Linked DNA regions of Mus musculus: regions 1, 2, 4, 5, 6 and 7 are each linked to region 3. The links are chromatin loops, found by intact Hi-C in ENCODE. Cell type or tissue: left cerebral cortex. All regions are shown on one strand. Region 1 overlaps Ptprt (protein tyrosine phosphatase, receptor type, T). Region 2 has its middle 79 kb from the start of Gm35374. Region 3 overlaps Ptprt (protein tyrosine phosphatase, receptor type, T). Region 4 overlaps Ptprt (protein tyrosine phosphatase, receptor type, T). Region 5 has its middle 110 kb from the start of Chd6. Region 6 overlaps Ptprt (protein tyrosine phosphatase, receptor type, T). Region 7 overlaps Ptprt (protein tyrosine phosphatase, receptor type, T).

Region 1 (4,000 bases), 360 kb before region 3:
TCTCTATTTCTTCCTTCCTTCCTTCCTTTCTTTCTTTCTCTCTCTCCATTTCTTTCTTCATTTCTTTCCTTCCTCCCTTTCTCTCCTTTCTTTCTTCTTTTCTTTCCTCCCTTTCTATCCTTTCTTCTTTTCTTTCCCCCTTTCTCTCCTTTCTTCTTTTCTTTCCTCCCTTTCTCTCCTTCCTTCCTTTCTTTCTTTCTTTCTTCCTATCTTTCTTCCTCATTCTTTCTTTTTTCTTTCTTTCTTCCCTCCCTCCCTCTTTCTTTCTCTCTCTCTCTCTCTTTCTGTCTCTCTTTCTTTCTTCCTTTCTTTCTTTCTTTCTTTCTTTCTTTCTTTCTTTCTCTTTCCTTCCTCCCTCCTTTCTTTCTTCCTTCATTTTTTCTTTCTTTCTTTCATTTGGTGCTAACATTCATGACCATCATGTTCCTTTCTCTTCCTTTTATATCTTTTTTTTTTTTCGTTCAGAAACCACTCTTCAAAGGACTCTTCCAGGACTACTAAATCACTAACCTATGGTCTAGTCAGGCCCTTCTCAATGAGAAGGCACTATGGCTATGTCATGTATCAGAAGAATAGAGGGGAGAAGGGACAACTCACAGATACAGACAGTTCCTTGGTCCTCGAGGCCATCACCATTACTCTACTTTTGTCAACTGGAGTGCTTACAGTTAAATCCCTATACCCTCTATTGTTCTTCAAGGTCTTCACTTCAGCTAATGTTTCCAGCTACTCTTACCCTTGCTGATGTCTGCTGCATTCTAGGCAGCCCCAATGAACTGTATGCTTCAAATTACTAAAGATATTTGAATGAGCCAGTGGCTCCATCCAGGCTCCATGGCAGTACCAGATCCTAAATGGAAAGACAGAATAGAGAAGGATGAAGAAATGAGATTGATGAGGCAACTATCACACTGAACTGAACTGAGTGAAGGGTTCTGGATTCCTTTCTATGAATCCACAATAAAGCTTCTGAGGGGAAGTAAACAGAAACTGATTGTCTCAGAGTCTGAAGGCTGGAAGCCTGAGATCTACATATCTTTGGGGCTATTTCTTTTCCAGGACTCTGGCAGGGGATCTATTCTAACACAGCCCCATTTCTGATTCCTAACACTTTCAAAGATCTTTGGTGTTCTTGCTTTATAAACACATGACCTGGTCCATACATTCAGATGCACCTGGCATTTTCCCCTGTGTGCCCAAATTTTCCTTTCCTTTCTATATGTAAAAGTCAGTCAGTGTCTATCCTTTATCAATACAGTCTAATCTTAATGAGTTACATATACAATCACTATTTCCCAACAAGCTCACATGGCCTACTGGGAGTTCAGATTTCAACATATGGAACTCGGGGAAGGAAAATTCAACCCTTAATGAACTACTGTGCTCATTCCACCAAAAATGTATCTGGAAGTCCTCATGGCTTCTGTGGAGATGAATTAACATTAGATTCAGAGGAGGCATGGGAAATTGTTTTAATTATGAAGTTATACCTAAGGAATACAAGAAAAAAATCAGTTAGGTGGGGTTAAAAAAAAAGAAGGCAATCACACACTCTCTTTAGGTGCATCCTTCTAGTCTTGCTTTCTGGCACAGGTAGGTGCTTTCTCCAGACTCCTGGCATTTAATTGGGCTTGTGATTGCAGTTAGTAAACTTGTCCAGAAGAAGAAGCTTAATGAGGAGTAACAGTTTATGGAGGTCTCCTTTGCACTGAAGTTATACCCATGTGCCACTGGGGGGAAGCAGGCATCTTCTCCCTTCCATTGGGCTGTCAGCTCACTGGTGACAAGGTATTTTCTATGGCAAATGTAGACCATGCTCCTTAGATATACCAGGCAGTTTTGTAGGCCCTGGTAATACAGCTATGAACAAAACAGCCAAGACACTTAATCAGAGTCACTTTGCGGAGATGACAATTCTCCTCGGGATCTTTGGAGTAAGTTGAATGGGGTCCCTGTAGACAACCCCCAGGGAGACTCACCAGCCTTTTTATCCTATGATTTGCCCATTTTTAGTTCTTGATTTTTAGCTCATCTTTCAGTGCTCTGAAGTACCACACAGTCATTATTTCCCCAGGCAGGATCTGTGAATGGTGCATTATCTGTGCCTGTGCATTTGTGACTTGGCATCACTTTTATAAAATAAATCATATGGCTGTGAATACATTTTTTAAATCTTAGCACATTCTTTGAGATGGGAGAGAGAAAGAAAGAGACAGACAAGGAGACAGAAGGGTTAGAGAGAGACAGAAAGAGAAAGACAGAGACAGAGACAGAGACAGAGGGGTATGTGTGTGCACACATAGATGTAGAGACCACAGGTTTACCTCCAGTTTTGTTCTTCTACAGGTGTCATCCATCAAGTTTTTGACAGGTTGCTAACTGATCATAGGTTTGCCAATTAGGCTAGGATAGCTGGATGCTGAAGCTGCCTATCTCTGTCTCCCCAGCACAACAATTATAAGTGTGTGCCTCCACACTCAGCTTTTGCACATGTGTTTAGGGAACTGAAAGTTTTCATGCCTGTGTGGGAAGCACTTTAGAGACTGAGCCATTTCCCCAGCTCCCTCGACCTTTCCTAAACAACAAAGATCAGTGACTCTTGTACTTGTAAGAGATAAGGAGAGCAAGCTCACAATCTGTCTCCCAGATTTTCTTTTTGGATGTTCTCCTAGAAAGCAGATAGACACATGCATCTCACACCCTAGTTCATGGTGCACCATAGATTCTCTTACCTCATGGGTAACTGTGAACATAGCACAGTGGTTAAGATTCAGGCTCTGGAGTCAGATTTAGGCAGTCGAGTCCTTTCTCTGCCACATCCTCAAACATTTCCATCTTTCTCTTTGTTCCCAGTCTTTAAAGTCATGATAATACAATGACCATATCATAAGGATTATAGAATTAATATATGAAACAACTCATAGAAAAAGTTGACAAACACCTCACACAAAAGGTTCAAGGGTCAGGATTTCAGGTTTTGCAGGACATAAAGTCCTTGTCAGAGCTCCTCTGTAGCAGCAGTGAAATCTGACAGCCATGACAGACAACAGATAAATAAATAGATGAGCTGCTGTATTCGTTACACTCCTCATTGCTGTAACTAAATACTCGACAAAAGACAACTTGATGCACAAAGGTTTTTACTTCTGCTTACAGTTTGATGGGATACAGTTCATAATGCAGGCATGAGCATGTGATGTCTGGTCATAACTGTGCTCATCATCTGAAATTAAAGAGATTAATGCTGGCATTCAGTTGGCTTTCCCTGTTTTATTCAACCTAGGATCACAGACCATGGGATGGTACCACTTATTTTAGGGTAGGTCTTCTCTCCTTAGCTACACCTTTTACTGGTGTCCAGAGATGTGTCTCCCAGGTGATTTAAAATGCAGGGAAAGTGGCAATGCAGACTAACCTTCACAGGTGTGCTTCTCTAAGGCTCTGCAAAATTAAAGCTGGCAAAACAGAGCATGAACCACAGCTTGCTGACCCCTGACTTAGAACAGTTCTGGGCAGATGCTGAGTTCTTCATAAGAACTCACCATTATTATTATTATTATTAACTATGATGAGATTGCAAAAGGGGGATAGTTAGATCCTCTCTTACTCCTACCCTCTGGTTCTGACACCAAGAACAGATGGCATACATAAAACCCCCACACTCATAAACATTCCTACCAGCCCACCTCTAGCACTCTACTTGTGAAAACTACACCTTCCAAGAAGCAGCAGACTGCCACAATTACCCTGCTAATTTGTGCCTTGGAATTGTGAGGTTTTTGCCTCAAGCAACAGGAAAGAGTTTGAGAAAAGTATAAAAGTTTGAGATTCTCTGGAGGGATTGTTTCCTAGAAAAGAATGTCTGTCCCATTTTAGACGAGCTTCTGTCCTCTACTCAAGGGGCAGAGAAGAACTGAAGCCCCATGTACAGTTCGTTTGACAGAACGAGTGACTAAGTGACTACTCCAATTAGTCATAGAACGGGGGACAATTCTTCCAG
Region 2 (4,000 bases), 1.2 Mb before region 3:
CACTGATGTAACAAATATTCATTACATGCCTATTATCTGCCACGTACACTGTTTAGCATTGGGATTCAAAAGTAAATCAAGCAGACTGTGTCTCTGCCCACATTAGGAAAGAAGATAGTCATTAAAGAAGTAAACAAACAGTGGAGCCCATAATTATGAATTGTTATGAAGGCGATTAAATCAGCAAATGAAGGAAATATTCAGATGGAATAATGGGGATGAAGGGGGACTACCTCAGGTGAGGTGATTAGGAGTGGCTTCTTTGAAGATGTGACATTTAGGCTAAAAACATGAAGGTTGAGAGTTTGCCTGGGCTAAATGATGGGAAAAGGGTCTTTTAAGCAGAGAACAAGAGACAATGACCAAGGGTCAGAAAGAGCTTGGCACAGTCCAGGAACAGCAAAAGTTCTCAAGTGGCTCAAGAATAGAGAGGGAGTGGGGAATCATGGGAGTTGGAAGGACGAGACTGGCCAGAAGTCAGTGAACTCTGGATGATAGAGGCTACCATATGGACCTTGATTTCCTTCTCTGCATTGTGAGTTTCTCACAGGAGAGTTTGGTGTACAGCAAGTAGCCTAGCTGGACACTGGACATCCAGGATACATGTCACGAGATGAGTGAGTGCTAGTAACTTATTTGGGTGGCCATCTGCGTAAGTCCTGCTGAAAAAGGGAGCTGAAAGGAAGCCAAGGTGCCATTGAACAGGTTCCTGCTGTGGGAAGTAGGGGCTTGCTCATCTAAAAGACCCATGCAAGAGAGTGTACAATACTGTTTAGAATTATTCGCACAGAGATCAAAGAACAAATGCATTTATCAACCAGTTGCCACCAGTCACTGTCAGACAGAGTGAATATCAACACTTGTTATGTGTCCACAAGGCCCAGCAGGATGACTCACAAATTATCTACAGTCAGAAATCATCTGGTTTACACACATGGGAGTTGGGGAGAGGTAGTGAGGGAATGTGGGTGAACTATTTAAAGGCATGTGATACAGTGAACACCAATATCCCTTCAATACATTGTGTGTGTGTGTGTGTTTGTGTGCGCGTGCGCACGCGCAAGGAATGGGAGGAGCAAAGACTAGGGATTTGGAAGATGCAAATGGTGATTGACAGAAAGGAGAAAAAAAATCTGCCCTATACTGGGGAGCATTCTTCTAGACTGAAGGAGACGAGGACCTAGAGACTATGCTAGCAATATCTAGACTTGATCTTCAGAAAAGCAAGCCACGTCCCCAAGGGACATGTTCCCACCATTATGGATATAAACTTTGCTTCTTCATTTCCTGCTAGGGGAATTCACCAGGAATACTTTACCTGTCATGGTATAGAGAAAGCCTCCATCCCTATTAACAGCTAGGATCTTCTTCCCTGGCCTCAGCTCCTAATCTACCATGCCACCAAAGATAGCCTATTCCAGGGTGTCCCACATTTCATTCTTGCATACATATGCCTCTTACCACACTTAATCCTCGGGTATATACTGGGAAACATTCATATTGGAAGGACACATGTAGAATTCAGGAGCAGAACTGGGATGTTGGAGCTGCATCGGAAGCACATTCAGAGTAAGAACTCATGTGCTCTCAGAGCCTTAGGTAATTAATATGAAGAGTCATATACCCCACCCTTGGCAATATAGGTAATAAAAGCTAACATTACTGAACTTGTTTTTGTAGCTCTTGAAAGGCTAGCTAATAAATGGTCTCATTTGTTTCCACAACAACCCAGGGAGGCAAACGATGCTGTTAAGACCCACCTAACAGATGAAGCAGCCGTGCTTCGGGAGCACTAATTGCCTAGCCCCAAATAACACAGCCAGGGGACAGCAGACTCTCTGAGAGCATTTTTCTTCCTGTGGCTAGGTAAGCTCTTTACCTTAGGGACAACTCTACGGTTTTGTGTTGAAATGACATCCCTTCCCCATAGTACTGCTTATGATGGGGATTTGGGATTGGAGCTTCTGTGTAACTGTGGAACATCAATTCTGATGGAGCCAAAAATCTGCAGATGCTGAGATCTGAGCACACAGGTAGGCCAAATGTAAAGACAGTCTCCAAAAAGGGTACTGTAGGTTGGGATAACATAGTAAAGGTAAAAACATAGAAAACTTAGGCATTCCAGATCCTACAATTTCTATGACAACTTCTCCAGTCTGATGCAACAGTGTAAAAAGAGTTCTAGAGCATTTTTTCAGATGATTAAATATGCGTCATGACAATGAAACTTTATTTGTAAAGTCAAGTGGAGGGCAAGGCTTAGTGTTCAGATGGTATTTTGTACTGCCCCCTGTAGTGGTGGAGACTCCCTTACTGAGATTAGGGATTGCTATTTTGGACACTAGATGGTGCCCTTTCATTAGTAAGGTGAGAATGAGCATGGGACTGCTTTAGTATAGGTAGGGAATTGGTGGAGGAATGAATTACGACAGGAATTACTGTAGGAGATTGGGACCAGAGAAAATAGTTTGAAGATAATTCAAACAGCAGAATGTGTGCCTTCCCACTACACACACACACACACACACACACACACACACACACACACACACACATACACAGAGTATTTACTGTGTTCAGGAAACAGATATGGCTATGTGCTGGTCATGGTGTAACAATGTACTTGGGGGAGGGGGAATAAATAAAAAGAATAACATCCCAGCATTCCGTTCCCTGACAGAGGCTAGAGAAAGACATTAGGACTCCTGGAGCTGGAGCTACTGGTTGTGACTCCTCTGGTATAGGTTCCTGGTACTGATTTTGGATCCTCTAGAAGAGCATTCACCTTTCTGAACCATTGAGCCCTCTCTCCAGCCCCTTCATTTGCTGGTTTCTGTAGTGAAACATTTATATCATAGCTGATTTCAAGCTCCTAACAAGCAATCAGTCTGTTTGCGAAGTTGCTAACACTGAATAAATGGAGCACTATAAGCAAAGAAGAGCCAGCTTCAACACATTGCTAGCCCAAGGTCTTTTGTTTTAATTATTGTAGCACCCACCTAGCAAGGCAGGTAAAAAATAAGAAGAAAAATTAACATTTGTTGAGGAATTATGATCTGTAGGCAATCTGTGAAGTGGTTTATATGTATTTCTCCTTGCTTCAGTCTTCGCAGCTCTATAGGGACAGCTGTCAGATTATACTCAGCAGATGGAGACTGAGAGAATCCCAGTGACTGAGATGACATCGCCAGGATCCAACTCAGGGAGGATGACTATTTATTGTGTGTATGTGTCATATGCGTGTGTGAAGGTCAGAGGTCAACTTGTGGTGGAGTGGTTGGCTCTCTCCACTGAGCCATCTTATCGACTTGGCATCATATGTTTTATAGTTGAAGAAACAGGTTCAAATGTAACGATTTAGTTAACATTAGACAAGTGGGTATTGTTATGATGGGGCAGACCCATTTTTTTTTCTGAATTTAGTGCTTATGGCTTTTCCAAAAATCCAAAGAGCTAGAGAACACATTCAATCAGTTGTTCCCAGAGAAGTTGTATTTAAAGGGAGATTTTTGACAGGGTGGAGAGAGAGAGAGAGAGAGAGAGAGAAAGAGAGAGAGAGAGAGAGAGAGAGAAGCTCAGATGGACAGAGAAGAGGCACATGCCTGTTCATTTTAAGATTTATTTATTTTTATCTTATGTATGGGTGTTTTGCCTATATGTGTGCATGCCTGGTGCCCAGGGAGGCCAGAAGATGATAATGGATTCCCTGAAACTGGACTTACAGATAGTTGTGAGCAGGCAATCAAATACAGGTTCTCTGGAAGAACAGCCAGTGCTCTTGACCACAGAATCATTTTTCCAGCCTTGAGATAACTCTTCTTATTGAGGTCAATGCAAGCACAAAAGGAAGTCATAAAGGAAGTGATTTGGAGGGTTGTGAATAGGGTTTTTTTTGGGGGGGGGTTGGTTGATTCAGAAAGGGGAGGTGAAAATGTTCGTGGGAAATGAGAGAAACCAGGTGGAGAGAGACCTGAATTTCAAATGCTGAAGGAAGACATGT
Region 3 (4,000 bases):
CAGTTAAAACATTCTTTCCACAAATTCTGGGACAACTAAACTGACTACTGTCACTTGCTGGGACTTTTCATTTGAAATTTCTTTCTAAAAATAGTATCAGGGAATCAAGACCCACTCCCCCCCCCCAAAAAATGAATAAAGGATGGAAAACTAAAAAGCATCATGAAAGTCCAGCCGTCTCCTGCTTAGTGCTTCACTTAGCTTGGCAGGAGCACCACGGCCCCAGCTCGGATACACGCAGGAGCACAGAGCCATGCCAAGGAGAGTAACAGTTGGCTCCCACTCTGGACAGAGTACCCCCCCCCCATGCATCTTCTGCTTTAGTCCTCACAAAATTCAGTGAGGCAGCTCTAATTATCCTCACTTTGCAGATAAGAGCTTGAGGTTGGAGAAGATAAACAGCCTGTCCAATGTGGCACAGCCAGTACCAAAGGCAGAGGTGAGATTCAAACCAAGAACATTGAGCTCCAGTGCTTTTCTCCAAGCCACGCTGCCTCCCAAACACGATACTCCTTCCCCATCCTGGTTACTGTGAGGCTCCACCATCTCTTCATCACCATCGATAAATATTTATCAAGGACCACTGCCTACATAGCAATGCTCTTGTTTCCACAGCAACACGCAGTCAGAGAGTCATGGGAGTATCCCGTGCTTAAGAGAACGATGCTGTAATATCCTCTGATCATGGCTCTGTAAGGTGACAGTTATAACACTACAAGAGAAGCCATCTCTGCTGGCAGCCTGAAGCCTGTGGAAATGTGCTTAGGATAAACAAGAAGGAACTGAAACAGAAGAGAAAGGTACAGACTGTAACCCAAGACGGAGGTCTCTATTTATTTCATGTTTGTTGTTGTTGCTGGAACAGAATCAAAGCCAGGTCTCCACATTAATTGTTCTGTTATTAGGAAACAAATCAAGCAATCCAGGACAGAAAGTAAAATGCAACTGTAGTGGGAACAGCTCCCCAGAGGTATCTGGCAGCAATTATTGAGTTAAATGACTACATTGCTTACAACTGCCACCCAGAGTCGGTCCCTGTCAAGATTTGGCTTTAACTTGTAATACTGAAACCCACTGATAAATAGACTAATTATCCCGTATCTAATTACGTAGCCATAGCCTTCCCTCATTCCCAAATCATGTGTTCTGTTTACCAACTATTATCAAAGCACTTTTTTTCTTTTACTATAATCCCTCGCCAAAAAAAAAAAAAATGTAGTGGCTCATGAAACACAGGGTAGAGTAAGGTAGGGGGAAATTGCCTTTGATGACAGCTTCTGACTCCGACTTTTGGACACTGTGACCAACAGTCACAGCAAAGCCCATCAGCCCTCAATGTCCTAGATGTAAGCTCACAAATTGAAATTGCTTCCGAGACCGGGGAATCTTCAGATCAAAGGAATATGGAGAACACACTACTGAGTTTTAAAATGCATTATTTACTCAGACTTGCAGAAAGTTTAAAATAAGCTTTTTCAAAAGAGACCCAAACTATAATCATACTTATAACAAATTTGGATTCTGACAATACCACAATGAGGAATAAAATAAGAAGAGAAGTCCGTTTTAACAAGTCAACAGTTGCAGGATTAACGCGTCGACAATTACAGATGTTCATAAGGAAAGCCCCGGAAGAATCCAGTTTAAACGATCTAGTTAGCATTAAAGTAGAGCGATAATGAGCTAGGTATAGAAAAAAAAAAGATGCCCATTTCTATAAATGAGCGGAGCTTAGAACGCACCAAGTCACCAAGACAAGCTAATCCTACTCCTTTAAGGAGCCGGGAACAACGCAGCCGCTTGCTAAATATATGCTATTGTAGCTTTGCAAAAGCTATGGGCCCAGGTAGAACCAAAGGAAACATATGGCGCCTTCGCAGTCGATTTCTTCCCAAACTGTACTCCAGGATTGCTTTTCTTCCCGGTGTGTTCCGAGCAGCAAACAAAGAAAAGGTGCTTCCTCCTCACACTTCTCTAAATGTTTTAACAAAAGGCTGCTGAATAAACACATTACTCATTTAAAAATTGAACCGAAGTTCTATCCCTGAGATGAAAGCGGCTCGATTTGCATTTAACAGCTGTGAGCGAGCGCCACCTTGCGGTAACATGCGGAACCGGCGTGCGTTTCAGCCCTGGACAGCTTTCTGGAGCAGGTTCTGGGTTTACAGCTGCTACCCAAAAAAGGTCTGTGGGACGTGTTTGATCCGGTTTCTGCTGCGGGAACGTGAGTACTATTAACGTATGAATGTCCCGCCAAGCCTTAGAAGACAGTAAAGATTAGAATCATAAGTCATACCCGGGTCCCCAGGACTGCCTCAAGCACCCTCCTGCCAGCTTCCTGACACAGCACACCTAACGCAGACCCCAAAGCGAGGGAAACAAGAGCCTTGAAGCATCTTCAGAATGATGTTGCGGCCGTCTCTTTTCTCCCCCTCTTGTCCCAGCCTTTCAGCTTCAGACACCTCAAAAAGAGTGGCCTCCTTGCTCAACTTCGCTGGCACGAAAACAAGCTGTTCCTTCCCATACATCCTGTGTCCAGTTTCCATTTTAACATCAAGTCAGGGAAGAAAACCTAAGACATTTCTAACGGAATGTCACTCCGGCGGTTCTTCCTCTCAAAAGCAGCCTGTTTAGAGACTTCCATCAGGCTCACTGCCTTTCTTTCCCTTTCTTCCTCCCCTGATTTCTTATGTGAGCACAGCTGTTGCTTAGCAATCCAAAAAGAACCCTTTCCTAAGTTCCGCTGACATGCCTCAACGTGCCCCCCGCCCCCGACCCCGACCAGCGACAGCAGCTCAGTGTGGTCACTCCTAAACCAAAGGTGCTAAGAAACTTCGAGGTGATTTTGAACTTGGAGGTATCCCTCCCCACCTCTCCTTCCCTCTTTAAGGGACTCACGGAAGGAAGCCCTACCAGTGGGGTTTTAGTGATGAGAGAGACCCTCGGTAGTGGTCTCTTCAGCTCAGTCGCCACTAAGAAGACACTAGACACACTCTGGGGAACTAGCTACCTGCCCATGGGCAAGCCGAAAGACGAGTGTCCCGAAGTTTTCAGAAGCCCACTAGCTCACTGATCAAAGCCACTGCACTTAAAGGGCCTTAGCAGGGTACCCATTACTCTGGACAGAGCCACGAGGTGAGGTGAGGGTTTAGCCGAGTGGGTCATTCACAAGAACACTCCCATGGGAAGTCCCAGCTGCTAAGGGCTCGCTAAGGGGAGCGGCGTGTTTAGAACAACACTGGATGATCTTCAGTGTCTCCCAGGAGAAAGGAAAAGCCACCGCCCTGGCAGCCTGGGCCTGCTAGGGACCTGTGCTCCCCACTCCAAGAGCGCGCAGCCCAGGAAGCTGCCCGGGTGACAGTGCTCCGCGCCGGGCGAGAAGCGGCGCCTCCTCCCTCCACCCCGAAACACTCGAGTGACAGGTTCCGACAAGTGGGAGGCAGCAAGTGGAAATATTCGCAACAGCCGCGCAAAGTTACTCCCGCCCGGGGGTGGGGGGGAAGCGGCAGGAAAGTAAGGCGACGAGGGGCCAGGGGGGGACCTGGAGCGGGACTGGGCACGCCTGGACACAGCAGCTGCGTCCGGAGGTTGGGACGGGACTCCCACCGGGCCCCGGCATCCCCTGGCCACGGGACCCAACTTTCTCCTCCCAGGGCTGGGGAGAGCGAAGGGGCCCGGGGAGCCCGGCGGGCGCACTCACCTGCGGCGCTCTGCGCTCCGGCGCCGGGCAACGGCGGCCGCTGCAGCCCCAGGAGCAGGAGCCGGAGCAGGCAGAGGGCGAGCCCGCCAAGGCTCCCCATCCGGGCGGCAAGCGGCTCAGCCCCTTCCCGAGGGCGCCGGGGCCGGGACTCGGGCGGGCGCGGGGCGGCCCCGCATCGCCAGCGCGGCTGCAGGCAGTGCGCGCCGCTGGGCTCCCGGGGCTGGCTCCTCTCCGGCTGCGGGAGCCGGCGCCGCTGCGCTCCGAGCCCAGGCGCGGCGCGAACTGAGGCGCGAGGCTGGG
Region 4 (4,000 bases), 90 kb before region 3:
TCTTTCCAACACGGACTTTACCAATTATCCCTTGAGTGTATTCACCTGTTTAGGAAAGCACTGTCAGATTTGCCTTTTAGCACGGGCACTGCAAGTAGATTATCCATCTGGGTCAAAGCTGCACCTACAGCAACTAGCTTACATCTTACATATACCAAGTCCATAATAAATGACTGTCTGGCGACTGACTACAGACAAGGGTACCCACTGTGAGGCCGGCAGGAAGAAGCACACACTTGGCATAGAAGAATACATTATTAGGGAGATGTCTAAAGGAAAATGCTTGAGCTAGTGTTGGGGAGTAATCAGGAGCTCCATGCACGACATAGCAGTCAAGGAAAACACAGCACACATATCTGGCCTTCTGACACAGCAGAGGCTACGATCAGAGGACTCAAGGCATGTAACGTCCCAGAGCCACTCAAACCCTTTGTTTTGGAGATGGAGCCATATGAGCCCTACAGACCCCTTGGAAACCTTGGAGATACTGCTCACATGTGTGCTTGTGTTCTGGGAGGACGGGCCCACTTCACACCAAGAACCGGGCCCAGTTTCCCAGGCCATGTGTACCCTGGCCTGTGATCAAGCAGTTTCCAGGCCAATGATACTGTGTGTTTTTACCCTGCTGCCTGCCATTAGCAATTTCTCCCACCAGCACTGAGAGGTAAATCACTATGATTGCTTCTCTTTCTCACTGCTGAGACCACGAGAGCATGGTGCTTAACTGACTCACTAGCCTTGGTGGCCATGTAGGGAACAGAATTCGGTATTGGCCATCGTGAGCCACACCAGACTTGCAGTCTCCTGCAGCTGAGCCACTGCTGAGTATTGGAGACAGGAGGATGGATGCACAGGAGGCAGTGTGCTCTACGGCTCCCAGTCCCTACCTTAAAGTTCTCACAGTTGCTTCCTCCCTTCTCCTTCCTCCTCTCCCTCCCTCATGCTCCAAATCCACCAGATTCTACAGATAATCTCCATCCAAAGCTCCTCCTGCCACAAGGAAGCCATGGTGTGTGTGTGTGTGTGTGTGTGTGTGTGTGTGTGTGTGTGTGTGTGTTTATGTGTGTGTGTGTGCTGGGGTGAGAATGCATGCATGTGTGTCTAAGTGCATAGTCTAAAGGAGAAATGACCACACTGGATATCTTCCCCAGTCACTCTCCATCTAACATTTTGAGACAGGGTCTCCGTACTAGAGTCACAAGTACACACCACAATTTCAGTTTGGTTTGTTCACTTCTCCCATCTGGATTCTGGATATCAACCTCAGGTCCCCATGCTTACACAGCAAGCATTTCACTGACAGAGCTATATCCTCACCCCTGCCTTCTCTGCTTTATGCTCCGGCCCTGACCGAGGTCTGCAAAGTCCTTTCTCAGTTAGACAGTATGGAAGGGGGGCTCCATTGCAATCCTGGAAACCCTAGAGTCATCCTTGGGAGGAGTTGTCCCTTCCTCTCAGGAACTTTCCACAGAGAGACACAGGGCCGTCCTCTCCCCTGCTCCTACTTACAGCTTTGCCCACACATAATGGCAGAGGCCTGGCAGGCCTGCCCAGAATATCAACACGGCCTTCCAAATGTGCCAGGCAATCTCAGGAGCTGGCTGGAGAGGCTGCCATCCAGGGTACTGAGGAGTGGGCCAGTTCATCAGAGCCCTTCTGTAGGAAGGCAGGCAGGAGGCTAGAGGCCATAGGCTCCCCTTCCAGACAACACAAATGCACTGGTTTGAGTTGGTCTAGCTCCCTGGAGCCTGGCACACAGGCAGGAAACTGCCAGAATGAAGGCCCTTGGTGAATCTGGGGAAGATTAAATTAAAAAGTCAAAGCCCTGAGCCGTGGGAGGCATCTGCAACTGTAAATCTACGCCAGGAGAAACCAGTTTATTTAAGCTTCTGGTGGGCGCCACCTCCCATCGTAAATGTGTGTTTCAACAGCACAAGAGCCTGGGCAACCACTTGTTGAACATGGCTTAGACTAGGTGCCTGGAGGTGGTACCTTGGACAGCAGCAAGGGCAGGCAGCAGAAAGTCAGACCACCACTGGACCAGATAGACACCAGATGTTGTCACTTAGGGGCTATGCATCCTCTGGCTGGTCACCTAACCTTTTCTGCCTCTTTCTTCACTCAAAACACAAGTTCAGTCAAATTGAGTCACCATGTGGACCTGACCTATAAGTGCCACCAAACTGGTAACCATGGTAACAATTAAGACAATGATGATGGTGCAGGAAAGTAATGGGCAAATTGTTAATTAGAGTTAACACACGTATTTGTTCTCTGCCAGACATTGTTTGCTCCTTCAAGTCCTGTGGCAATTCCTTGTGGCTTCTGGCTTACTGTAGAAATCAGGGCATAGAGAGATGGAGTAACCGGCCAAGGTCATACAGCTCGTGAAGGAATCAAGCCCGGGCAGCCAGGTCCTTTCTGACAGCAAATGTGATCCTGATTCTGAGACTCTGAGTCCCCGAAGGGACACGAAGATTCTTTCCCCACACTGATTGTGTAGGAGACACCTAAGGAGGAAGAGCAAGAGGGTGTGGCCCCTACAACCAAAACCAGGTCCTCTGTGTGACCCCTAAATGTCTTCTGTGTGGTTCTGATAGCCCTCAACGTCTCTTCTTCCAAGAAAATCAGTCGGTGCCCATAAGCACAGACACCCAAATGCAGTATGGTACCCGGCTGTGCAAAGTGAACCCAGGCTTCCACAGATGCCACAGGCCACATGGCTGCAGGCTCCAGGTGAGGGAGCTTATTCTCTCCATCACTCCAGCAAGGCCAGGGCTAGCAGCCGACCTCTCTGAGTGAGCCACACCAGTCCCAAGAGGCCCAAGGGCATATTGCAATGCGTGACCTTGCCACAGACTTATAGTTATCTACGCCAGGTCTTTAGCCTGCACTTAAGAACCTGTGTACTCAAAGCCTTAGACACGAAGCACAGTAAAGAGGCTAAAAGCACAGGATACAGAGCAAGCTGTCCCACAGCGCTGGCTGTGGCTAAACGCCGTTGGCTGTGTTACCTCACCCTCTGCCTCAGTTTCCCTACATATACAAGAAGGCAACTACACCTACAGGGTCACTTTGAGTATACCAAGTGTTTTTTGTTTGTTTGTTTTTGTTTTGTTTTGTTTTTAGCAGTTTGCAGAATAACAAGCATACGGTAAATAGCTCTCCCTCGGTCATCAGCCCACTCTTTAAAAAGATGACTTGGTTATTTTGAGCTCTCATTTCCCCAAATGAGACAGAGAAGAACCTTCAAAGAAGTCACAAAAGGGGTGACATATCTCACACACCAGATGGTGCTTTCCCTCACAGGGACAAAGGACAGACTGGATAACACTAGAATTTGACTCTAAGTTGTAAGACAAACCAAACCAAACTATCCATGTAAGCATAAACACATAATCCTAGAATGTCCTCAGAGCCCAGAGACTGTCTCCGGAGCCCATGTTTTAAGTCTGCACCCTGCCTGCTGGTTAAACAGTACATTAGACCTCCAGGAACTGCATCTGTGACTCACAGAACCCACAAGAGTCTCATGCTGGGGGAGCCTTGCCTAACCCAGTGACCTGTCTGACATGTAAACTGATCATGTCCACTCAAGCTGCCACTCAGGGATACTCAGCCCTACAGTGTAGCTCACTCACAGTGCTCAACACAGGGAGACACAGACAGGATTTACAAAGCCAGGCAAAAGGTCCCAGCATTGCCACAAGCCATGTGTGCCATGTCTGTCCTGCAAGAAGGCAGTGTGGCAGTTGCTTGCCTTTCCTTGGTCACTCACACATCTAGACATTTCTCCATCATAATAGTGACAAGGTTTTGTTTCGTGAGTAGAGGGACAGGGTCCGGAGAAAAAGAACAATGACTCCCTGCCTTGTGTGGAATCTTGTTGTTCATGAAATCATTTCAGGACCAGCATCTTTGAATGACACAACACCCCGAAATGATAGCAAGTCAGTAATGATGAGCTGTGTGTTTCAGTGGAAGGAGTGTGGGTTGGAGT
Region 5 (4,000 bases), 1.4 Mb before region 3:
AGAGAAGGTCAAGGCAAACTCTATGGTTCCCGCAATCAGCTCCTATCAGGCCCATCACTACAGTGTCTTGGGTATCCATGTTCTTTGGGTTTCTTGGGAGAGAATTCAGGCATAGTTTTTAGTTGAGTATTTTAATAGCCTTCTTTGACCCATTGTAGCACATCACGCTCCTTGACCCGTTATATCTATGTCTGTACTGGCACTTTCTCTTTGGCATTAGCATTTCAATAATCTCTTGGTTTATAACATCTCTTCGCTTGGACTATAAGTGCCATAACAGATAGTTCTCATGTTTGTTTTTCTTTTCCTGTATATCCACCACCTACAGGGCCTGGGATATAGTGGGCACTCCATTAATATTTATTAAGTGAATGAATGCTCTTGTTAGTTTAAAAAAAAAAGAGAAAAGCCATCTTGGAGTCCGAGGAAAGAGTTCAGCTGGTAAAGCGCCCGCTGTATAAACATGGGGACCTGAGCAGATCCCCAGCACACCTGTAAAGACCAAAGTGTGGACACTTTGCCCCTTCTTAGAATTGGGAACAAAACACCCATGGAAGGAGTTACTGAGACAAAGTTTGGAGCTGAGACAAAAGGATGGACCATCTAGAGACTGCCATATCCGGGGATCCATCCTATAATCAGCCTCCAAACGCTGACACCATTGTATACACTAGCAAGAGTTTGCTGAAAGGACCCAGATATAGCTGTCTCTTGTGAGACTATGCCGGGGCCTAGCAAACACAGAAGTGGATGCTCACAGTCAGCTATTGGATGGATCACAGGGCCCCCAATGGAGGAGCTAGAGAAAGTACCCAAGGAGCTAAAGGGGTCTGCAACCCTATAGGTGGAAAAACAATATGAACTAACCAGTACCCCAGAGCTCATGTCTCTAGCTGCATATGTATCAGAAGATGGCCTAGTTGGCCATCAGTAGAAAGAGAGGCCCATTAGTCGTGCAAACTTTATATGCCCCAGTACAGGGGAACGCCAGGGCCAAGAAGTGGGAGTGGGTGGGTAGGGGAGTGGGGAGGGGTATGGGGGACTTTTGGGATAGCATTGGAAATGTAAATGAAGAAAATACCTAATAAAAAAATCCAAGTGTGGGTCCATGCGTGGTGAAGTACACATGTAGAGGGGATGACACAAGAGGTCTCCAGGGGCTTGCTAGGTGGCCAGTCTTGTTGAACAATCGACTTCCAGGCTCAGTGAGAGATCACATCTCAAAACTAAGGTGGTAGTCAATAGAGGCAAACAGGCAACACCGTGTCTCCGTGGGCAGACAGTGGATGGCTTGTGAACTGTGACCTTTCTATAGTTTGGATCTGAACCAGCGCATATGCCAGGTAGAGCAATGTGTATTTCTCAGGGAAGTAGATTGTATTTTATTTTATTTTTTTGAGACAGGGTTTCTCTATGTAGCCCTGGCTGTTCTGGAGCTCATTCTGTAGACCAGACTGGCCTCGAACTCAGAAATTCGCCTGCTTCTGCCTCCCAAGTGCTGGGGTTAAAGGTGTGTGCCACCATGCCCTGCGGGAAGTAGAATTTTTGTTTTCTGTTTAATAGTAGTATTTTTGAGACAGAAAAGTTAGTCCTGGATGGTGTCAAATTAATAGCAATCTCCCTGCCTTAGTTTTTCAAGTTCTGGGATTATAGGTGTGTGCCACCAGGCCTGTCTGAATCGAGTTTTCTTGAAAATATCAAGGTTACACAGTGTTGCAACCACTCTGAATTGGGGCATTGATTTTTACTTTTTTTTCTATTTTTATAAAGGTTGAGAAGTGAGTGGACCAGATTGCAAAGCAGCCCGACAAGATATCCTTATTAAGATAAAATTGTGAATTTTCAGAAAGCACGGGTACACATCAGACAGCTGAAGGGACAGACGTAGACCCGTGGTGTTCTCAAAAGCGCCACAAGATGGCGCTGCTGCTGCTTCCCAGTCCCGACTACAGAGAAACTGCCAGCAGTGGCTGGAACAGTTAGTCAGAAGTTCTCTACAAGTTTGAAGTGATTACCCAGTGAACATATTTCTTAAGTAATCTTCAACTTTGGCTGCTGGAGAGCTCCTCACAATGAGGCCGTTTGAAACGGGCTCCGTATAAGCCTTGCTCTCTTGGTCATGTTTGTCAGAGTCTGGGACATCAAGCTTAAGGGAAGGAAAATGGCTGGCTGGTCAAACTGCCACAGGGACAAACTGCCGCAAAACACCAGCACCAGGAGTCCTTTTGCATCAAACTCTTGATTGTTCTTTCTGGCAGAAGCCAGACTTACGAGGTTTCCCCATCCTTCTTCCTAGGTCTTCTTCCAGGTATCCAGCTGGTCCCCCAGCAGTTGCAACATTGAAATTAGACTTGTTTGTGTGAGGCTCTGCCCGAAAGCTGCAGAGAAGCTAGTATTTAGACATGATGGCCCGGGCATGCGTGACTGCATGCATGCATGAATCCATCTGTCCATTTCAGGGCTCCAGGCAGTATGGTAGGAGCTGGAAAATACAGCAAACCTGATAGCTACCTATCTGAATTTGTGTGTGTGTGTCTGGCTCCTGACCTGGAATCTTGCTCGTGGTAGGGACTCCTTTCTTTTCAGCTCCCCCTTTGGTGTCTTTATGCTTGAATGGAGTCTCACAGTTTGATTATTTGAACTGTAACGTTCATGCGGCTTCTGGAAAAATCCCCAACAACCCTGTCTGCCTCTGATCACATCCTCTGGCGGACAAAACAAGCTGACCTGAGTCTGGGTGACGAACCAACCTTGCTTGACTGGCCCTGAGAATGGAGATAACCCTGGAAGGCAGAATACTACTTTTAAAACGAGGAGTGATGGCTTCCCAAGATGGGAGATTTTCAGCGCTACAATCCAACAAACCTGGGCAGATAGGGATGAGCGGATCACCTTGGGCCAGTTCTCTCTTACATCCCTGAGAGACCTGGCCTCTTTGTCTTTCTCCTCCTCAGTGTTTCTGAGGTCTGTGCTGCCCTTGGCACTCCTGGCAGTCCTTGTTTGTCCTGTGCTGGCCGGCTTTGAGGCTGACTGGTGGGAGGCTCAGTGTGGGAAGGAAGACATGGCTTAGCAGTGTTCACCTCGGACAGGCGCGGCTGTACCTCTCAGCCTCAGCTCCTTTTATTGTAAGATAGGTATAATTATCCCTGCCTCACGTTTGTTGAGAGGATCAGGAGAGATCATGCATACAAAGTGTCAGGTATGAACCTGAGCATGAGAGCATAGCCCGATGTCGATAATGCATTCAACAACAACAACAACAACAAATCCTGCACAGAATAGTGGCAGGAGGGAGAGGTTCAGGGCTGCAGAATCCAGGGCGAGTACCAAAATGGAGAGGCCAAACAGTATGGGTGTGGCTGGGCAAAACGGTGTGGGTGTGAGTAGGACTCTGGTCTCTCAGCAACCTAAGATGAAATAGATTTTACTCTGATGACAGCAGGGAATCACTGAGGGATTTAATGGCTCCATCAGTTTGGGTCGTCATCCCTAGCTGCTTTGTGGATGTAATTCTGGTCACGCAGTGCCTATAATTCCTGTACAGTAGCGGGAGGGGCACAGGGCAGTGCATGTGATCAAGATACATTGTATACCTGTATAGACCTGTCAGATAATAAACATGTTTATTAAACTAGGTACTTTGTTTCTTTGTATTTTTCCCTTACAACCTCCTCAATTCATTCACCTTTCCTTTCAACTGAGTTCTATTATTATTTAAATCAGGGTTGAAGGCCTTGACAGGAGGTGAGGGTTTTCAGGACCTACATCTCCAATAGATCCATTCCTGGTCTGTCAGTTTCATCCTAGCTGGGCTGTGGAATACTGGGTCTCAGGCTGCTAGCCGCTTGGACCAGTGACAGAGCCAGGAGAAGCTGAGTGCTCTGGTCCTAGGATCAGTCTCCTGATTTCTTGAGCTGCTCTTTCTGTATGGCAGGTGAGCTCTGAGCATCGGTGTTCTCTGTATTTCCATGTCCCTGACATCAGGTGCATTCTAGGGATT
Region 6 (4,000 bases), 1.0 Mb before region 3:
CTACCATCATCAGTCAATCAACAGCCAAGAAGAAGAGCAACATAAGACAAATGAACAGTTTTGTAGCTGATGGCATTCAAAATTTTATTCTTCATCCATTATCAAAAAGCATGTGTTTAAAAATGTATATGTGACCTTCATAATCATAAATTTGAAAGGATATACAACAGATATTTTGCCTCCATCTAAGCTCGCTCACATTGCCCCAGCAGGAAATAAAAGGAAATCTGATAAGAGAATTAACTTGAGAACTACAAATGAGAATGAATCAGAGGCTTTAATATTTCCTTCGGGGCAGAACTTCCAGCCAATCTCATTCCATTCAGGGTAGAATAATAAAGAGAGAGTTGTCTTCAACACAAATCATCAGCCTCCAAAGGAATAATAATATCCAAAAGAGGTCTCACTGCTTCTTAGAAAAATGACATTTTATAGAAATATTTGGATTGAGCCAAATACCTATATAGAAAAAGAAAAGAAAAGAAAGGAAAGGCCGAACCTCTCCAAACATGGAGGTATTTTAAAAAATTTAACAACTAAGCTATAAACATCCACTATATGATATCTATATTAGCTACCTTTACATAAAAATATACCAGAGACAATAAACTTCTTAAAAGAAAAGGTTTACTAGTCATTGACTGGGTGACCCCACTTGCTTCTTTGCCTCTAGCAAGGGCTGAAGATTTTATATGTTCATAGCGGGCAGAGCAAACTTCTCAGGACAAGAGCCAGGAAGCACAATATTTGCATAGGCTGTGGTCTTAAATACCCTCCTTTGAGTTAAGGACCTCCACTAAGCCTGACCGCACCTCATAGCATTGCAGTCCACGGTCTAACCCACAATCCTTTGGGGTTGGGATGGCGCTCCTGCAAACCATAACAGTGTCCTGGGCATGTAGCCCATGGCTGGCTGAAACCTCCTGCTTGTTCTGGTGATAGGAGTCCTGTGTGAGTGTTTTGGTAATGGACATCCTATATGAATGTTTTGGCAATAAGTACAGCCTTAAAGGTGGAAACAGAAGAGGCACAGAGAAAAACAAACAAACAAACTCAAAGCTACAGACCTATCTCTATCCTTTGAAATTCAAAATTTAAAAATTATAACTAATACCTGTAACAGGAAAAAATTGATAGTTCTTGTCATTACCAAAGAATTTAACTTATCTTTTCCCTCTTATTGATTTATTTTTCTCTTCTGGAGAAAACTCAAATCTGAAAATACCCAACATCTTTAAAATGTGGACTGGGCTTCAGCTTCACCACCCATCCATGCCTCCTAGCAAACAGGAATTATGTCCCTCTACCCCACATTGCTCAGGACACTTGGCCTGGATGCTTTCTTATTCCTTTCCGCTGGGCATTTCTCTTCATCCTTCAAGTTGAAAGTCATTCCAATGTCAGACCTTCTCTGAGGCTTCTTGCTGCTCCACTAACAGAACTGTAATTTTCTCCTCTCCGGCTGACTCATTCTTTGAACAGATATTTGAGCACCTACATGTATCAAGCTCTGTTAAGTGTAAAGAAAGCCTTGTCCTCTTCACCTTGACCCTCGACAAATCCAGAGATAAATGGCAAAGGCAAGCATTAAATAATTAAGTTCAGACATAGAGAATCACAGAGATGGAGAATGCAGAGAAGAAATGTTTGGTGCTGAGAGAGTTAAACCTTGGTTTGAACTCTAGTTGGTGACCAGGTAACATATCGACACCCTATCAGCTAAGCCCGCATCCCTCCTGTGTTAGTCACTCAATTCTCACCCACTAGGAAGTACCTCTTGGGAGAAGGGCTTTGGACTCCACATGCCTACTCCAGTTGCTTGCTGAGGATCTGGCACATAGCCCACACTCGATAAATTTGTTGCACAAATTTCCATTGAACAAGTCTGTGACTTGAAGTGTAGAAAAGATGGCTATCCTGCTCTAAGTACAAATTATAACCACTTCAAAAGCAGACGAGTACAGGCAAAGAGAAGGGGAACAGTGCATGGCATCAGTGTGTGCCTCGGAATATGTTGGGTAGATAACTCAGTATTTTATTCTTACAATATTGGCAGAATTAGTGGAATATTCACAGAAATCTGTCTGTCTGTCTGTCTGTCTGTTTGTTGTTGTTGTTAACTTTAGATCCCACAGACTATCCCAAGTCACAGAACATTAAAAATAAAACAAAACACCCCAACATCATAAAATAGTCATGACTCCTGGGGTGGTCCTCTCATTAATTAAGGTCTGGATCCTCGGGGCTTTTAACACTCAAGTACAAGTACGTGTGACTTTTCTGAACTTGCAAATATTTCTCTATTGGTGTTGTGATTCTTGTCAATTAGGTCTCAGGATTTCACCAGCAGGGGGTACCAAAAGCTGAAGAAAAGAGCACACAGAAGCCTATGGACGCCTCTGCACCACGTTCCTAGAGCTGGAGAATGTTTCAAGATAGTAATCTGAGCCAACTAAAAAAAGGGCTCTCTCCTGTTGTAGACTTCTTCATCCCTCTCCTCAAATAATTTTCTTCCCCCTTTGTTCATGAGGTTTGAGGTTTTATACCTGTGGCTGCTAGACAGGAAGGGTATCCTGACTAAAACAAAACAGACAGGAGTCCATTCCAGCTCCTGCTGGGGAGATGAGGATGCCCACTGCTAGAAGAGTTGAAACACAGACTGGGAAACTTTCTTGGCATAGAGGCAGTGAGGGAGACCTATACCACTCTCATCCCCTCCTCCATCTCTTCTTGTCTTGGAACAGAAGTATGCAGCATCCACATTACTACTGGAAATTTTGGCTGATCCATTTTAAAGACTTTTTCTGGAAATGACCAGCCATGTACACTCTCCTGGGTCTGCCCAGTGAGTGAGCAGGCACTTGTTCCTTCCCAGAGGGCCTTGACTCTGACCCACCCTTCAGTAGCATCTTTGGGCAGAATATCTTGGTAACTCTCAGAGACTTGAACCTTGAAGCAAGAAGGTATTATAGCGCCTCATAGAATACAAAGAAGAAAGAGTAGGGAAGTAGGGAGGGAGACACACACACACACACACACACACACACACACACACACAGAGGCAGAGAGACAGAGAAAGGATAAAGGTGGCTACACACTAATTAAAAGTAAGCCTTCTTCATACATTTTACAGATAGAATGTACAGCGATAGGCCACATGACTGATTCTCTATCTAGGATTGCTCCTCATAACAGAAAGAGGACTACACTAGTTTCCAATTTCATAGAAGAGACTCCCTCTTACTAAGCCTGCACAGGGGGTGTTTAGTCAAAGCACACAGCACACAGGTAGGAGCCACAGAACCAAGTTCCTGCTTCTTGCCTTTAAACTCAGACACCCGTTCCAACATTCTCCTACCTCTCCTCTAGGGATGGGATTAGAGATGCAAATTAGATGACTCTACCCTATGCTGAGGAAACCACACACTTGGCAGGACACTGAGAAATCAAGCTGTAAGTGAGCTTGAAGTTTCCTTCCTGCTGGCTAGCTTTCCTATAATGCCAGAAGGAAAAGCCGGCTGCCTGCTGGAGGATAAAAGCTATCAATCGTTTTCCCCAGCTGTGAGCCCTCTGAGCTGCGATACTAACCTACCAGGAAATTTGCGGCCACCAGTACAATAGTGATGACTGATAGAAGGCTGGCTGGCAGCTGTCCGGTTGGCATTGAGGTTTGGGGCGAGGAGGGAGCTCCTGCCTTGCACTGTAAACCTGATCACCAGCCCATGAGAAGGAGGTCAGGGGCCACAGGGCGAGCACACTGCTATTGGTTTGCTGCACGGACAAGGTAACAAAGTGCCCTCTAAATACTTACGCTTACATACAAAGACCCGTGCTTCTCCTAGTCTTGATCAGAGAGGCTTCTGTCGAAAGTGGCAACAGTTAATGCAGAGACTCATAGAGCATCAAAGCAGATCAAAGGGAAGGGAACAGCTGAGTACTGAGTGTTCATCCCTAACTGAGGGATCCATTTTGCCTTCTCCAAGGCTTAGAGAGCATCACT
Region 7 (4,000 bases), 130 kb before region 3:
ACCAGGAGCATGGCAGCAGGGAGCATGGCAGCAACCTCCTCCTTCAGCCCTTGCCACTGGGCTCTTTCTAGAAAAGCACCAGCTACTGTAGTGGTTTTTCTACAAACAAATCGAGCCAAGCTGTCTAAAACCCTGGATAGGTGCTCCACTATCAAGATAAGAGTAACGCTCTTGTATCGTGCTTGCGCACACATATAAACACACACAGACAGACTAACCCACCATCCCCACCCCACTAAAGATGCTTAGCAATGCAGTATCATAGAACTTTGCAAGCTCCTTGGGTCCCACAAGCTTCAGAAGCCTCCTGCTAATGCCTGGACCGCCTACCCTTGCCTTTCTCGGTCTTTCGCATAATTCAAACCTTCCACCCTTTATTCAGCATCTCTACGTACCCCTATCCTGATCTGCTTTTCCGTTACTGCATACACATCATGGCCCAAAACAACCTAGAAACAGAGTTTATTTCATATTACACTGCTAGGTTCCAGTCTACCACAGAGGGATATCGGGGCAGGAACTCGAGGCAGGAATCTGGAGGCAGAAACTAAAGTAGAAACCACAGAGAGGAGGTTGTTGATTGGTTTGCTCTCTGAACAGCTCAGCTAGCTCTTATGCAGCCTAGGCTCACATGTGTGGGGATAGTACAGCTTGAAGTGGATTAGGCCCTCCTACATCAGGTAGCAATCAAGAAAATGCCCAAAGACGTGCTTGCAGTCCAATCTGATTGAGGCAATCCCCAAGTGAGACGCTCTCCGATATTCAGCTGTGTCTTGTTGGCAGCTGAAGCTATGTGGGAGATCCCCATGTAAAGCAGTGTAGCGGCTGCTTCTGGAAGATAAGAACTACGTCTTCTCACTTCTATATCCTTAGGAACTTGCACGCAAGCCTGTCTTGAATATCCCAAGTTCTCAGTAAATGTGGTGGAGAAAGGGATGGGAAAGAGGAGAAAAACGTAGTAAGTGGATTTCAATGAGTCTATCACTATTCGATGAACCAACAACAATACTGTCTGAATATCTAAAGCTTTGATCTTCTTTAGATATTTTTTTCAGATACTCCTCCAATCTGGGCAGGCACAAAGGAATTAACAAAAGTAAATGGGTGGGCCAGGGAGATGGCTTAGGGGACGAATGAACGTGTTTGCCACCAAGCCTGATGACCTGAGTTTGGTGCTCAGAATTCAGGGTGGAAGAGAGAACTGACTCTCACAAGTGGTCTCCTGATCTCCTCCTGTGCACTGGGGTATGCCTGTGCTGGAGTACCCTAGTGTTGGCACTCACGGGCACACACATTAATAATAATTAAATAATAAGGATACTGAGTTACTAACAGGGGCAATGGCAAGAAAAACTCCAAGAAGCTTCAGCTGAAGGTCTAGGCAGGTCCGGGAAGTCCTGCTTTAGCCTGGGATAACTTAAAAGCTTTAGATCCAAACACACGTGTGACACAAAACAGAGGCTGGTAGAAAAGAGTGATTAGAAAGATTAAACTGGGGGATGTTCCAAAAGCCTTCAATCCCCAGCCTTTCGTCTCCCAAATCTGTGACCTTACAGGCACCTGCTTTTACACCCCCCCTTCTGAGTTGGTGAGCCCCACTGATGTTGCTTCCTGGGTCTCCTCTCATCAGAAGCCTATGTGACTCTGTGGGCTCACCCAGCTTCTCTCAGCTAGGAAGCCACTTGCCTCTAGGGGGCAGCATGACAGTTTGTGAATTATTCGAGAGGCCCCATCTAGTCCCAAGTCTCTATGCTCCTTGGATGGGAACAAAAGAGATTGAGTTGATCGCAATATGCATGAGCTCAATCAAAGGCTTTATTTTCAGAGATAAAAATGCAAAGGTGTAGTTCATGATGATTGAAAGCAAAAAATAATAAGTAGTGACATCTGAGCTTGGTCTTGATCACTCCTAACTGATTTCTAAAATCGGCCCATCACCCTACCATTATAATTTCTTGCTAATTACTACAAGCGATTTTATTAATATACTTTTCAGCCTCATTAACTATTACCTTGGGCCTAACATTAAAAATGATGAGGCTTGGTAATCTTAATGAGCATCAGAGTTGTGCCGACCCCTGAAAAACCTCCACAACAGAGAACTAAATGTATAGCTGAGCTATTCTGTCCCCCAGGCATGGAGAAAAGCAACCGCAGAAACAAAAGCAACCTACGAAACACAAAATGAAGTGATAGGTACAACCCGAAATGAAACCTGACTTGGAAACTCACAAGGCTGGCGTGGCCTCCGCCAGGCCCTGTCAATTAAGGAGCAGGGGAAGTGGTAAGAAGACATTGAGTCTATCTCCCCCTCCCCTTTTACCCTATATAAACTCAGCATCCATCAGCACACGGTGAGCCCATATGAAGTCTTCCCAGGGACCCTGACAGGCCGAGCTACAAGTGATTACAGCCCAGGCAAGAGGCAAGCAAACTGGAAATGAGGCATTCATTGCACTAGCAAACAGAAATCCATGGCTTTCTTGAAATGGTTGTAGAGACATGAAAGATAGGTAGCCAGGGAATGAGGAAGATAAATTTTCTTCTTCTCTCCTCTCTAGCATGACCAGAATGGTCTATATTCCTCAAGCAGCGAGCTAGGCAAGACAGTGAGGCTAGCTTCCCAGTTCTCAAAGTAAATTATTTATCAGGGGCTGAATTTAGTGCTCTCAGGACTAAACTGTCAAACGCCTCCTGGCCCTGACAGCGGTTGTGCTGTGTGGTCTCGGGGCTGCTTGTGTTTTCATTAGTCTCCAGGTTCAAAATGAACGGATAAGAGTAAGTGTGGGGTTGGATTAACAGGCTAGCCCAGATTTATGGAACCCACCTTCAGCCAGGATCCCAGAAAGAACTTTCCATTTGTCCAAGGTCAGGAAACTTAGCACGGTGTTCAGTGCTGAAATCTAATTTGTTCGCTAATACGGGGAAGCGAGGAAACGGAAATGAGCCGAGATCATTTCGAGGGGCAACAGTGAATCTCACTGTCACAGGGAGGTCCAGATCAAGAATGTGACTTCCCGGATGGTACCCATTACAACTGCCATCAAAGCTGTTAAGTTGAAATGGGGATTTTTGAAGAGATTGGAGCCCAACATAGCCATCCACCAAAGTACTGTGGTTTCCTCCTTCCGATGTATGAGGCTCAATCAGAGGGGTGTGTTCACCCACAAAGAAGTGTGTCCTTCCTTCCCCATATCATAGGAGTGCTAACAATAAAACTGGAATGGCAGTAGGAGATGGAAGGCCTTCTACACATGATCTGTGTAAACTGCAAACCCAGTGCACCTCCCCCACCCCATCCACACGCTTCCCCATGTGATGCTGCATAAAGATTCAAAGACCTAAAAGATCTGGACTTATGGGACTGCAAACCCCTTCAGCTCCTTGGGTACTTTCTCTAGCTCCTTCATTGGGGACCCTGTGCTCTGTCCAATGGTTGGCTGTGAGCATCCACTTCTGTATTTGTCAGGCACTGGCAGAGCCTCTCAGGAAACAGCTAGATCAGGCTCCTGTCACTAACCAGTAACCCCAGAGCTCCCTGGGACTAAACCACCAACCAAAGAAAACACATGGTGGACTCATGGCTCTAGCTGCATGTGTAGCAGAAGATGGCCTAGTTGGTCATCAATGGGAGGAGAGGCCCTTGTTCCTATGAAGGTTCTATGCCCCAGATAGGGGAATGCCAGGACCAGGAAGAGGGAGTGGGTGGGTCAGTGAGCAGGGCAAATGGGGAGGGAATAGGGGGTTTTCAGAGGGGAAACCAGGAAAGGGGATAACATTTGAAATCTAAATGAAGAAAATATCTAATGAAAAAAAAAATCTGGACCCGTGTCTCCAAATCACCTTATAAAGCAAAGCCTTTCAAAGATGAGGCCTGGTCACATACTCTGCTGTTTAAACAAGGTATAAAGTTTCTATCTGAGAGACCCATTCATTCCAGCCCCTGGCACTAACCTAACTAATACAAGAGACAATTTTACAGGTGAAGGAAGACTCCTAT

Evidence for each region. A loop is a pair of places that touch in the nucleus more often than their neighbours do. Peaks named below come from ENCODE experiments on the same cell type or tissue, not always from the same donor. Only the 100,000 strongest peaks of a DNase experiment are listed, where the experiment ranks them.
Region 1: it touches region 3 in a loop (3-fold over the local background); 11 of 42 quality-filtered maps call a loop at or near these places.
Region 2: a loop joins it to region 3, with 2.9 times the contacts of the local background. A loop is called at or near these places in 10 of 42 quality-filtered maps.
Region 4: it touches region 3 in a loop (2.2-fold over the local background); 2 of 42 quality-filtered maps call a loop at or near these places.
Region 5: a loop joins it to region 3, with 4 times the contacts of the local background. A loop is called at or near these places in 15 of 42 quality-filtered maps.
Region 6: a loop joins it to region 3, with 2.8 times the contacts of the local background. A loop is called at or near these places in 6 of 42 quality-filtered maps.
Region 7: it touches region 3 in a loop (5-fold over the local background); 3 of 42 quality-filtered maps call a loop at or near these places.

What each region holds. Positions count from the first base shown.
Region 1 is chr2:162,292,530-162,296,529 of GRCm38, forward strand. All of the region lies in intron 2 of Ptprt (protein tyrosine phosphatase, receptor type, T), which reads right to left. Among named protein-coding and RNA genes, the nearest start is that of Ptprtos, 96 kb to the right of the region's middle. In left cerebral cortex, a CTCF peak has its summit at 1,738 (motif pointing right); DNase peaks (open chromatin) are centred at 1,724 and 3,725.
Region 2 is chr2:161,467,886-161,471,885 of GRCm38, forward strand. No RefSeq gene overlaps it. Among named protein-coding and RNA genes, the nearest start is that of Gm35374, 79 kb to the left of the region's middle. In left cerebral cortex, a CTCF peak has its summit at 2,325 (motif pointing right); DNase peaks (open chromatin) are centred at 2,337 and 3,125.
Region 3 is chr2:162,657,100-162,661,099 of GRCm38, forward strand. It overlaps Ptprt (protein tyrosine phosphatase, receptor type, T), which reads right to left. Exons shown (of 31, transcript NM_001291150.1): 1 at 3,701-4,000. The coding sequence starts at 3,800. Among named protein-coding and RNA genes, the nearest start is that of Ptprt, 2.0 kb to the right of the region's middle. In left cerebral cortex, a CTCF peak has its summit at 2,108 (motif pointing left); DNase peaks (open chromatin) are centred at 2,100 and 3,296; H3K4me3 peaks cover 2,779 bases; H3K27ac peaks cover 1,802 bases.
Region 4 is chr2:162,566,909-162,570,908 of GRCm38, forward strand. All of the region lies in intron 1 of Ptprt (protein tyrosine phosphatase, receptor type, T), which reads right to left. Among named protein-coding and RNA genes, the nearest start is that of Gm46774, 71 kb to the left of the region's middle. In left cerebral cortex, no CTCF peak of the experiment used is centred here; a DNase peak (open chromatin) is centred at 1,856.
Region 5 is chr2:161,212,944-161,216,943 of GRCm38, forward strand. No RefSeq gene overlaps it. Among named protein-coding and RNA genes, the nearest start is that of Chd6, 110 kb to the left of the region's middle. In left cerebral cortex, a CTCF peak has its summit at 1,917 (motif pointing right); a DNase peak (open chromatin) is centred at 1,918.
Region 6 is chr2:161,658,661-161,662,660 of GRCm38, forward strand. The region is part of intron 15 of Ptprt (protein tyrosine phosphatase, receptor type, T); the gene reads right to left. Among named protein-coding and RNA genes, the nearest start is that of Gm35374, 270 kb to the left of the region's middle. In left cerebral cortex, a CTCF peak has its summit at 2,344 (motif pointing right); DNase peaks (open chromatin) are centred at 2,365 and 3,431.
Region 7 is chr2:162,527,434-162,531,433 of GRCm38, forward strand. All of the region lies in intron 1 of Ptprt (protein tyrosine phosphatase, receptor type, T), which reads right to left. Among named protein-coding and RNA genes, the nearest start is that of Gm46774, 32 kb to the left of the region's middle. In left cerebral cortex, a CTCF peak has its summit at 1,691 (motif pointing right); DNase peaks (open chromatin) are centred at 792 and 1,680.